Linked DNA regions of Homo sapiens: region 1 is linked to region 2. A link is an interaction called in ENCODE POLR2A ChIA-PET data of the cell type or tissue named here. Cell type or tissue: GM12878. All regions are shown on one strand. Each heading gives the region's core, and the rest is flanking DNA. Links, peaks and the distances in the headings are about the cores only. Region 1 has its middle 860 kb from the start of LRFN5. Region 2 has its middle 800 kb from the start of LRFN5.

Region 1 (5,392 bases), core at 260-5,259, 67 kb before region 2:
ATTGCATTGACCCAGGAAAGAAACAATGGTAACTTTGGGCTTAGACTAGGTAGGTGGCAGAAGGTATAATAAGGAAGGATTGGTATCTAAATGTATTACACAGAGAAGCCAAAATAATTATTTCATCATTTAGATGCGAGGGGGAAAAGAGACACTAAGGATTTCTCTTTTTTTTTTTTTTTTTTGCATAAAGATCTTGATAGAGATACATAATTTTAAGTATTTTAATACATTTGATTAATTGTCCATAAATTTAGAAAAATAAACTCCCATCAATAAGAGTTTTTACTTGTCTCCCCAGAATGAGTAACAAATAATGTTTATTTTTTATATAAAAGAAGTCCAGAAGTAGGTAGTCCAAGGCTTTTGTGGGCCCTCCATAATTATCAGAAACCCAGGAGCTTTCTGCTTTACTGCTTCTATTTGCTGACTCCCATCCTCAAGTACAAAAAGGTTGTTCTTGTATCACAGTTTGCAAGAAGGAACAAGGAAGGAATGACAAACAGGAAGCATTTTCTAGGGACCTTTGCCACTTATCAACCTTACTCAAAATCTCATATCACAATTGCCTTCATACATTATTTGATAAAACTCTATCACATGACCAAACCTAGTTATAAAGGGTCATTAGGAATAGGTCTCTTAACTAATTGCAGCGTCATCCATACAAATTAGGAAAGAAAATTTACTAAAGAAGAAAATGTATCCTGAGTAGGCATTCAGTAATCTCATTTCTATTCGGTGACAATAACAATATTGTATTTCTTTAAAATATTTTAAATGTCATACATTTACTACTGTTTTGTTTTATTTCACCTCTTTCATATAGAAGTTTAATACTTTGTCATATGCTTAATAGCCATTAGTGTTTATTTACTCTGGCATTAAAAATTTATGAAAAGTTCTTAACTTATGAGAAGATCTAGAGAGACAAATCAAGAGCAGTAAAAAACAAAACAACTTCCATTCAACTAATGATGATTGGATGGTAGGAGGAAATTTGCTTTGTGGTTTGAGAAGAACCAGTTGCAGGTATACAACTGCTCATTATGTGACTTATTTTTTGAAGAACAAAAATATTGCATTCTGTGACTTATTTTTTGAAGAAAAAATATTACATGATTCAATGTAATGTACAAGAAACCAGAAATTCCCAGTTAAATATTATTTCTGGGATATAAGCTAATATATCTCTAGAAGGACATCAATCAAAGTAATTATATTATCAGTGAAAGAAAATTATTAACACGTTTCCATGAATTAACTTATTATTTAAATAGCTGTTATGAAAAATAATGGGTCTCATGGTTAAAATCAAGGTAAATCACAACAGAGAAAAGGAGAAAATATGGAAACTGTTCCATAGTAATTCATATTAGGGTTTTTTCTTATATCAGGCTATTTCTCATCAGAGATTTACGTACTTAAATAGAGTAGGATCCCAAGGTTAAAGAGATATTGAAGATTAATTTTCAAACTTTATCAAATTCATCCTTGCATAGAACACATTATAAAATCTTATCTTTTAACTTCTAATACTTTGACTTAAAATTATGTAAAGCATACACATATTGTTAAAATAAAGCATTACAAAAATAATAAAAGTAAATATTTTTCTGAAATAAAAATGTCAGGGTTTTTTTGTAGGCAGTAGAAATCATAGAAAGTGACTCTAAATATGCCTTCTCACTCTTTATGATCAAAATATAATTTTGTTTAAGTGCACAGGGGATGTGCAAATACCAAGCCATAAAAAAGTATTTTGGCATGTTTGGCCTTATTAATAAAACTAATGTCCTTGAAATCTACTTTCCTCTTCCTTCACAGTTATAAGTCCAATCATTTCCTAGGACAATAAAGCTTATTTCTTTCTTTCACCTCTTGGTGATATTAGGTAAGGAGGAAAAAGCGAAGAAGGTTGGTCAAACATCTATGAGATTTTTTCATTAATATATTAATAAATAAATAAATAAATCTTTGAGCCTTTTTTTTTATCTATCTCCATAAGGATAGGGGAAAATGTCAGGTGTCTAAACAGGTGCAGACCAAGATATGAGAGCCAATAAATAATGAGAATAAAACAGTGTTATAAGCTCATATCTAGTTGAGGAATCATGCAGTTTGGTCCAGAATTTTTTGGCTGCAAAACTAAGGCAAGAAGCCAACAGAAAATCAGTTAAATAAAAGAACCCACCTAAAAAAGAGTTATTTTTAGAAACAAAAATTGGAAATGAGGACAGAAAAAAGCCTAATCCAATTTTTTTTTTTTTTTTTTTTTTTTTGAGATGGAGTTTCACTTTGTCGCTCAGGCTGGAGTGCAATGGTGTGATCTCAGCTCACTGCAACCTCCGCCTCCCCTCCTGGGTTCAAGCCATTCTCCTGCTCAGCCTCTCAAGTAGCTGGGATTACAGACACCCACTACCACAGCCGGCTAATTTTTGTATTTTTAGTAGAGATGGAGTTTCACCATGGTGACCAGGCTGGTCTTGAATTGCTGACTTCAGGTGATTTATCTGCCTCGGCCTCCAAAAGTGCTGGGATTACAGGCATGAGCCACTGTGCCCAGCCTCCAGATTTTTAAAAAACAATCTGAAATCTATGATATTTTTGGGGGGTGGGGGGAAGGCAGTAATGTTAAAGTTAATGAATGACAATCTCATTCAATTGTACTCAATTTTGAGGTCAAAAGTTGGAGATCCATTTTTGTAGAAGTTAAATACGTACCTTGTGGTTGACTTTCGGTTTTGTGTGCCAGAAAGTCAAATACTTAGTGCTTTTCTGCCCCACTGTTTCATAGACTCAGAAATATCCTCAACCCATATGTAATGTGCTTTAGATTTTTCAGAGGATCATTTTCAATCTAAGGGAAAATTAAATATATCACAGCATCAGCAATACCAAAAACCTTAAATAGACATCCCCTGCTCCATGCCACTTCTAGGTGGACAGTTGTCCTGTCTTGCTCTTCTCTGTTCTCCATAGGTCACGCTGTTTCCCTGATGAATCATAGTGTGTCAGCATGTCTGTTCCAGTTGAAGAACTAGTGTCCACTCATCAGTCTTCATTTTCTCGGTGAGAGCCAAGCACACAAGCTGTTTCTAGTCAGCTATCTTGGCCTGACATTTGCTATTTTCCAGTTTATGTAAGGCAGTCCTTATTCATACAACAATTCCTAAAATATCTGAGTAATTTTCTTCCTTCCTCAAAGTTTCGGTATTAGTTTCTAGCAATATTTTATTATTGATATAAGAAAGTTATAAACGTGTTATTTTAGAAATTAAAATATGGTATAGATTATGAGCAACATTTGTAAGTGGTACATGGGTACATGATGCTTGAGAAAATGCATTTCTCATTGTTAAGGTACAACATTATAACCATGCACAGTTATTTATGAAAACATTAAATAATTCAAGTTCCTTAAGTCCTTAAAGATTTACTTTTATCTCCTTGACCTACCAGATTATTATCGTAATGCATAACATTTTAATACTACTCAGATGTTTCCTTATATTTCTGACAATGCTTTCTTTTTATGGAATAATACTATATAATTCTGTGTAGTGTTTCACGACTCTCATGGTTCTACCTTGTATCAATATGCAATTAACGTTTTTGTACAATTTTTTTATTTGGGTAATAATACCTAACATGAGACCTACCTTCTTAAATTTTGAGGTACACATACAATATTGTTAACTAGAACAATATCGTACAACAGTTCTCTAGAAGTTACCCATCTTGGATAACTTAAACTTTGTAGCCTTTGAGTTGCAATGCCCCATGTCCTCCTCCCTCTAGCCCCTGGCAATCACCATTCTACATTCTACTCTTTGCCTCTGTGAGAGTTGACTACTTTAGGTAGCTCATATAAGTGGAATCAGGCTGTATGTGTCATTCTGTGACTGCTTATTTCACTTAGAATAATGTCCTCCAGGTGTTTCCATGTTGTTGCATATAGAAGGATTTCCTTCTTTATTAAGGTGGAATATTATTCTGTTTACCTGGAATATTATATATATGGAATATTATTTAACTTCAATAAAGAATGGATAAAGAAAATGTGATTATTTATTCATTCACACATTGATGGACATTCAGGTTGTTTGTGTATCTTGTCCTTTGTGAATAATGCTGCAATGAACATGGGAGTACCTGTTGTGAGATGATTTCAATTCTTTTGAAAATATATCTAGAAGTGTGATTGCTGGATAAATGATAGCTCTATTTTTAAGTTTCGAAGAACCTCCATACTTTTCCATACTTTTTTCCATAGCAGCTGTAGCATTTTACACTCTCACTAATAGTGCTCAACGGTTCTAATTTCCTCACAACGCTTGCCAACCCTTATCTTTAAAAAAAAATAGCCATTCTAACTGGTGTGAGCTAATATCTCTTGTGGTTTAATTTTCATTTCCGTGGTGATTAGTGACGATGAGCAACTTTTCATACACTTGTTGACCATTTGTTTTCTTTGGAGAAATAACCATCAACATAATTTGTCTACTTTTAATGAAGTTATTTGATTTTCTTTTGCTATTGAGCTGTAAGAGTTATGTGTTTTGCATATTAATACTTTATCAGTTATACGGTTTACAAATATTTTGTCACATTTCTTAGGTTGCCTTTTCACTCTGTTGATTTTTTTTTTTTTTTTTTTTTTTGCTGTGCACAGCTTTTTAGTTTGATGTTGTCCTACTTGTGTATTTTTAATTTTGTTTTTTGTGCTTTTGGTGACATATCAAAGAAACTATGCTGAGGCCAATATCATGAAGCTTTTCCTCTATGTTTTCTCTAGGAGCTTTATAGTTTTAGGTTTTACAAATGTGTATTTTGAAAACTATAGGGCATTGATGAAATAAATTAAAGAAGAGACAAGTAAATGGAGAGACACACAGTGTTCATAGATTAGAAGACTTGATATTGTCAAAACACCTATGTTACCCAAAGCAGTCTTCAGACTCAATAAAATTCCTATCAAAACCCAATGTCATTTTCACAGGAACAGAAAAAAATACTAAATATTACAAGGAACTACAAAATATCTGAACACCCACAGCAGTCTTAAAAAAGAACAGCAAAGTTGGAGGTACCACACTGCTGGATTTCAAAATATATTACAAAGCAACAGTAAGTATAGCAGCATGGCAATGGAATAGAATAGAGAGTCCAGAAAGAAACCCATGCATATACAATCAACTGATCCTCAGCTTGGGTGCCAAGGATACGCAATGGGGGAGTGATAGTCTTTTCAATAAATGTCATTGAGAAAACTAAATCTCCTCATGCAAAAGGATGAAATTAGACACTTATATTACATTATACACAAAAGTAAAGTCAAAAGAGATTACAGATTTGGACACATAGCTTTTCTGAGCCTTAGCTTTCTCAT
Region 2 (5,392 bases), core at 141-5,140:
AGTTTTCTTTTTTTTTTTTTCTTTTTTTTTTTTATTATACTTTAAGTTCTAAGGTACATGTGCACAACGTGTACCTTTGTTACATAGGTATACATGTGCCATGTTGGCGTGCTGCACCCATTAACTCGTCATTTACATTAGGTATTTCTCTTAATGCTATTCCTCCCCACTCTCCTCACCCCATGACAGGCCCTGGTGTGTGATGTTCCCTGCCCTGTGTCCAAGTGTTCTCATTGTTCAATTCCCACCTATGAGTGAGAACATGTGGTGTTTGGTTTTCTGTCCTTGTGATAGTTTGCTCAGAATAGTGGTTTCCAGCTTAATCCATGTCCCTACAAAGGACATGACCTCATCCTTTTTATAGCTGCATAGTATTCCATGGTGTATATGTGCCACATTTTCTTAATCCAGTCTGCATTGATGGACATTTGAGTTGATTCCAAGTCTTTGCTATTGTGCATAGTGCTGCAATAAACATACGTGTGCATGTGTCTTCATAGCAGCATGATTTATAATCCTTTGGGTATATACTCAGTAATGGGATCACTGGGTCAAATGGTATTTCTAGTTCTAGATCCTTGAGGAATCGCCACACTGTCTTCCACAGTGGTTGAACTAGTTTACAGTCCCACCAACAGTGTAAAAGTGTTCCTATTTCTCCACATCCTCTCCAGCACCTGTTGTTTCCTGACTTTTTAATGATTGCCATTCTAACTGGTGTTGAGATGGTACCTCATTGTGGTTTTGATTTGCATTTCTCTGATGACCAGTGATGATGAGCATTTTTTTCATGTGTCTGTTGACTGCATAAATGTCTTCTTTTGAGAAGTGTCTGTTCATATCCTTTGCCCAGTTTTTGATGGGGTTGTTTGATTTTTTCTTGTAAATTTGTTTGAGTTCTTTGTAGATTCTGGATATTAGCCCTTTGTCAGATGAGTAGATTGCAAAAATTTTCTCCCATTTTGTAGGTTGCCTGTTCACTCTGATGGTAGTTTCTTTTGCTGTGCAGAAGCTCTTTAGTTTAATTAGATTCCATTTGTCAATTTTGTCTTTTGTTGCCATTGCTTTTGGTGTTTTAGTCATGAAGTCCTTGTCCATGCGTATGTCCTGAATGGTTTTCTTCTAGGTTTTTAATGGTTTTAGGTCTATCAATTAAGTCTTTAATCCATATTGAATTAATTTTTGTATAAGGTGTAAGGAAGGGATGCACTTTCAGCTTTCTACATATAGCTAGCCAGTTTTCCCAGCACCATTTATTAAATAGGGAATCCTTTCCCCATTTCTTGTTTTTGTCTGGTTTGTCAAAGATCAGATGGTTGTAGATGTGTGGTGTTATTTCTGAGGCCTCTGTTCTGTTCCATTTGTCTATATCTCTGTTTTGGTACCAGTACCGTGCTGTTTTGGAGAAGGCCAGTTTTCTAGCCAATGTTACCTCTGTCTGTAGCCTCACCGGTATACTAATTTGATTATTTATATTTCTCTCACTCCCAGTGCAATGGAAAGGTCCCATTTCAAAGAGATAATTATATGAGAAGAAGTATTTTTGTCTCCAGTAAAAAGTAAATTTTCTTGAAGTATACATCTACTGAAAGTTTCAGTTGGGAATGAAAGCTTCAAAGAAACAATAACTTCTGTATTATTAATGCAGCAAACTACATTTTTTAAGAGTAAGCATCAATTTAAAGGCCGAAAATGGTAAGCCCCATATTTTTAAATGTGTAACTCTTCTTATACCTGAGGAGACACATTTAAAGCTCCTCAAATTGACTTTTCCCCACCAAGGACAATATAAGTTACTAAAACTTATGCTTTTGTAGAAATTTAAATTTGTTTCTGAATTCTTAGCTCTTTTATTGGATACAATTTTATAGTCACTATAGCTTAATTTTTTATGTAAGGGTTTTCATTATCTTTTATTGAATAAAACATGGCAAATACTCTTCAAATAAACTATAGAAAAATGTACTTCCACTATTTTTAGTTATGTATGGTATCATCAGTTTATTTCTCTTTCTTTCTTCCCAGAAAGTAAAATTTCCCACAAACTTGTAAATATCATGAGATTAAAGTACATTAACTCAATAAATATGCATATTTGTTTCCTAGATCCTCTTGGTAAATGAGGTATAAATACCAAAACTTAGGAAAAAATGACTTCTGTTGAGCTCCTACATAGAAAGGTGAACCAAGCAATAATAGACAAGGCATACTATGTGGACAATTATCAAAGAATATTTATAGATGAATCAGTAAAAATTTCTCCACTGTTTATACCTTTCCGAAGTTTAAAACCTTTACTCATAAGATAGAGTCCTTATATTTATGGTTTAAGAGTAAATGAGCTTGCTTATTTATTGAAATTAGACATTATTTTAAATCCGCTGATTCTCTTCCTTGAGTAAAACAAAGTTTAAAATTCCACATTTTACAGGTGACTTCATATGGCACTATTCTCAAGTTTCTTCTCTTTTCCATGCAAGCCACACTAAGCTACATGTCACTCTGCACTGGAACTTTGAACTTTTGTATCTTTGCTCTGTCAGTTTGAAACATCTGTACTCAGCATATCCTTCTAGACAGGGAATATTTCTATGAATTCTTCTAGAGTCCCGGATTTTTCACTTCTGATGTGAAATCTTTCTTGATAACAGTTTCAGAGATTGTCTTTCATTTCTGTAATTTTATCTAATGGATATATCCTTAATTGTATCTCCCTATGAATCTGGTAGGATCTTTTACTTATAAAATTTCAACCACCCGAGACAAGGAGAGAAAAAAAAACAAAAAACAAAAAAACAGAAAACATAGCCATCGTGAGAGGTTGAGTGGAAGGACTGCTTGAAGCCAGGAGATAGAGGCCAGCTTAGGCAACATAGTGAGATCTTGTCTCTACAGGAAAATAAAAAAATAAAGATAGCCAGACGTGGTGGCATGTAACTGTAGTTCTAGCTACTCTGGAGGCTAAGGCAAGAGAATCATTTGGGCCTAGGAAGTTGCAGTGAGCTATGGCATGCCACTGCACTCCAGCCTGAGCAATAGCGCCATACTCTGTCTCTAAATAATAATAATAATAAATTAAAAATATATATAGTTCTTGAGGCAAAGAATTGGAGGCCACATTACTACCTATATTGATTAGTAATGTCTGAATTTCATAAATCTTTTTAGTGTATAGTTATTTACCATGCAACACAATATACATAAATTCATTTTAATCAATAAACTTGCCTTTTCAATCTCTTTATTCAATGTTTTAGTTAAAGTTCCTGGAGTCAATATAAAAATGCTAGAGGCTGAAATATTTTCTCAAAACTGTCATCAGTAGAAATATTTGTTATGACACTAGAACTCTCTCTGAAAATCACAGATAATAAAAAAATGTTTAATGTTTATGTACCAAAAGTACACTATTTTATTACAAATAATGTTTTTGACATATTTCGACATTTTACCGACTTAAGAGAAAGCGAATGAAATTAAAATCAGCTTTCAAAAGTTAAACTAGAATGTCTCTACTATAGTTTTCAAAAATAATAGATGATTATCTTATGCTAAAAATGTTATGTGCCTAAATCAAGAAGTTTAGCAAATATTTTAGAACCTTCCACTGAGTTTTACCTGAAATTTTCATGCAGCTAACTGACAGTCTGAGTATTGAAACAATGCCATTCTCAAATAGGTCATTTTGTGACTGGTAATTGCCTCCTCCTATTTATTCATTCTGTCTTGTCTTTCTAAGATTGAGCTTGATTTTCTTTGGGAGACATAGCCAGAAACAATGCTCAACTTAAAAGTCTCCCTTATTATTAGTTATGTCTGTGGCGAATGTAGCTCAAAACAACATATATAAGAGTCATTTCTGATTTCTGATTTCTGGGCAGAGATTCTAGAAAATTCTTAGGTCAAATAAGTAAATTAAAGGTGGTAACACCTCCAGATGCAGCAGAAAATACAAATTATCTCTAGAAACAAAACACAAGTAGTTTCATCAGTTTGAATTTAGTTAAGTATCAGCTAAACATAAAACAAAAGCAACAAAAACCAATACAAACAAAATACAAACACAAAAAGGAGCAAGATTCAACAGAAAAAAAATAAAATTGTCCTTCAGAAACATCAAGTATTAGAATTACAAATAAGGTAAATTGCCACATATGGATTATCCGGATAAATAAAATGGCATTAAAAGTTGACCAAGGAGCAAGATGTTATTAAGCATGACAAGGCAGATTTTTAGAATTTTTTAGAAATAAAAAATACTAGCAATATTATTGAAAACTTATATAGCAAAATAGGCAGAGCCAAAGAGAAAGTTTATAAACTTGAAAATAGATTGGAATATATTAAGCATAATGCAACATAGAAAGATAGGAAGCTAGGAAATACGAACAAACAAAAAATATCTAATGTTAAATGCCAGAAGATAAAGAAAAAAATATTTTTGTTAGTAAAAAATCTTATAATTAGCCCGAATATTTTTCAAATATAAAGGACTGGCCTAAGACTCTGACCTGGGGAAGCCTACAGCCAAAGGAACCTGAGTGGAGCTCCCTTGCCTTATGTCAGGGAAAAGAAAGAAGTCTGTTTTGCAGAGTGCCTGCTTTCCAAAATTTGGAGAAAGATGATGGGCTAGTTTTTCATAGCTAATATGTGAATCCACAGAAGAAGGCTGAACTGGGTTCTTTATGGAAAGGTATTACAAGAATACCTGACTGGATGGGCAAGGTAACCCCATGAGATAGATGAGTCATTGGAAACCAAGGGGCAAAAAGGAAGTTATAAATAAAAGGCTGAGAATTTATCACTATGTGAAGTGAACTTATAATGATAAAAGTTCAATGGAGTAAGACAGTTTCTAAGCAACCCCAAGAGAGAATGAGCCAAAGATCATATATAATTACAGCATCGAAAAACGTACTAACAAGAAGTTAAGGTCACAAATGTCCTGGCTTTCTTTTTACTGCCTCTCTCTGGTAGAGCTCAAACTCTCAAGGGACCTCGAACAGCCATAGTAAGTGGAGGAAAATGTGAACCATCGTCACCTTTCCCACTGCAGGTTTTTCAGATTTAAGGTAAACCTGAATTGGGAAAGTGTGTCAGTTATAAAACAGCTTGGAGTTATGTGGTCATTATATTGGACTAGACTTTTAAATAATTAAGAATAATATGAATAATGTTTTGACAAGGGACAAGGGCTGATAGCAATTAGAGAAAAATAATCAATTGCTTTATTCCTGTACCCTATCTAGTTAATCTAGTTTAATAAACTGGTTATAGTGCACATCACCCACATCATGTTGGACTCCTGTAGGTAGCTGGCAGGACCACACATACAGTGTCAAGGGCAAAGAAGGACAAACTATAAAACCTAAACATTTATCCAAACTTGTTA

What was found. ChIA-PET counts read pairs that join two places held together with the same protein. Peaks named below come from ENCODE experiments on the same cell type or tissue, not always from the same donor. Only the 100,000 strongest peaks of a DNase experiment are listed, where the experiment ranks them.
Region 1: POLR2A ChIA-PET joins it to region 2 with 7 read pairs; 2 of 35 experiments call an interaction of 5 or more read pairs at or near these places.

Annotation. Positions count from the first base shown.
Region 1 is chr14:42,467,470-42,472,861 of GRCh38, reverse strand. No RefSeq gene overlaps it. Among named protein-coding and RNA genes, the nearest start is that of LRFN5, 860 kb to the right of the region's middle. In GM12878, for the core only: no CTCF peak of the experiment used is centred there; a DNase peak (open chromatin) is centred at 2,811.
Region 2 is chr14:42,400,744-42,406,135 of GRCh38, reverse strand. No RefSeq gene overlaps it. Among named protein-coding and RNA genes, the nearest start is that of LRFN5, 800 kb to the right of the region's middle. In GM12878, for the core only: no CTCF peak of the experiment used is centred there; no DNase peak of the experiment used is centred there.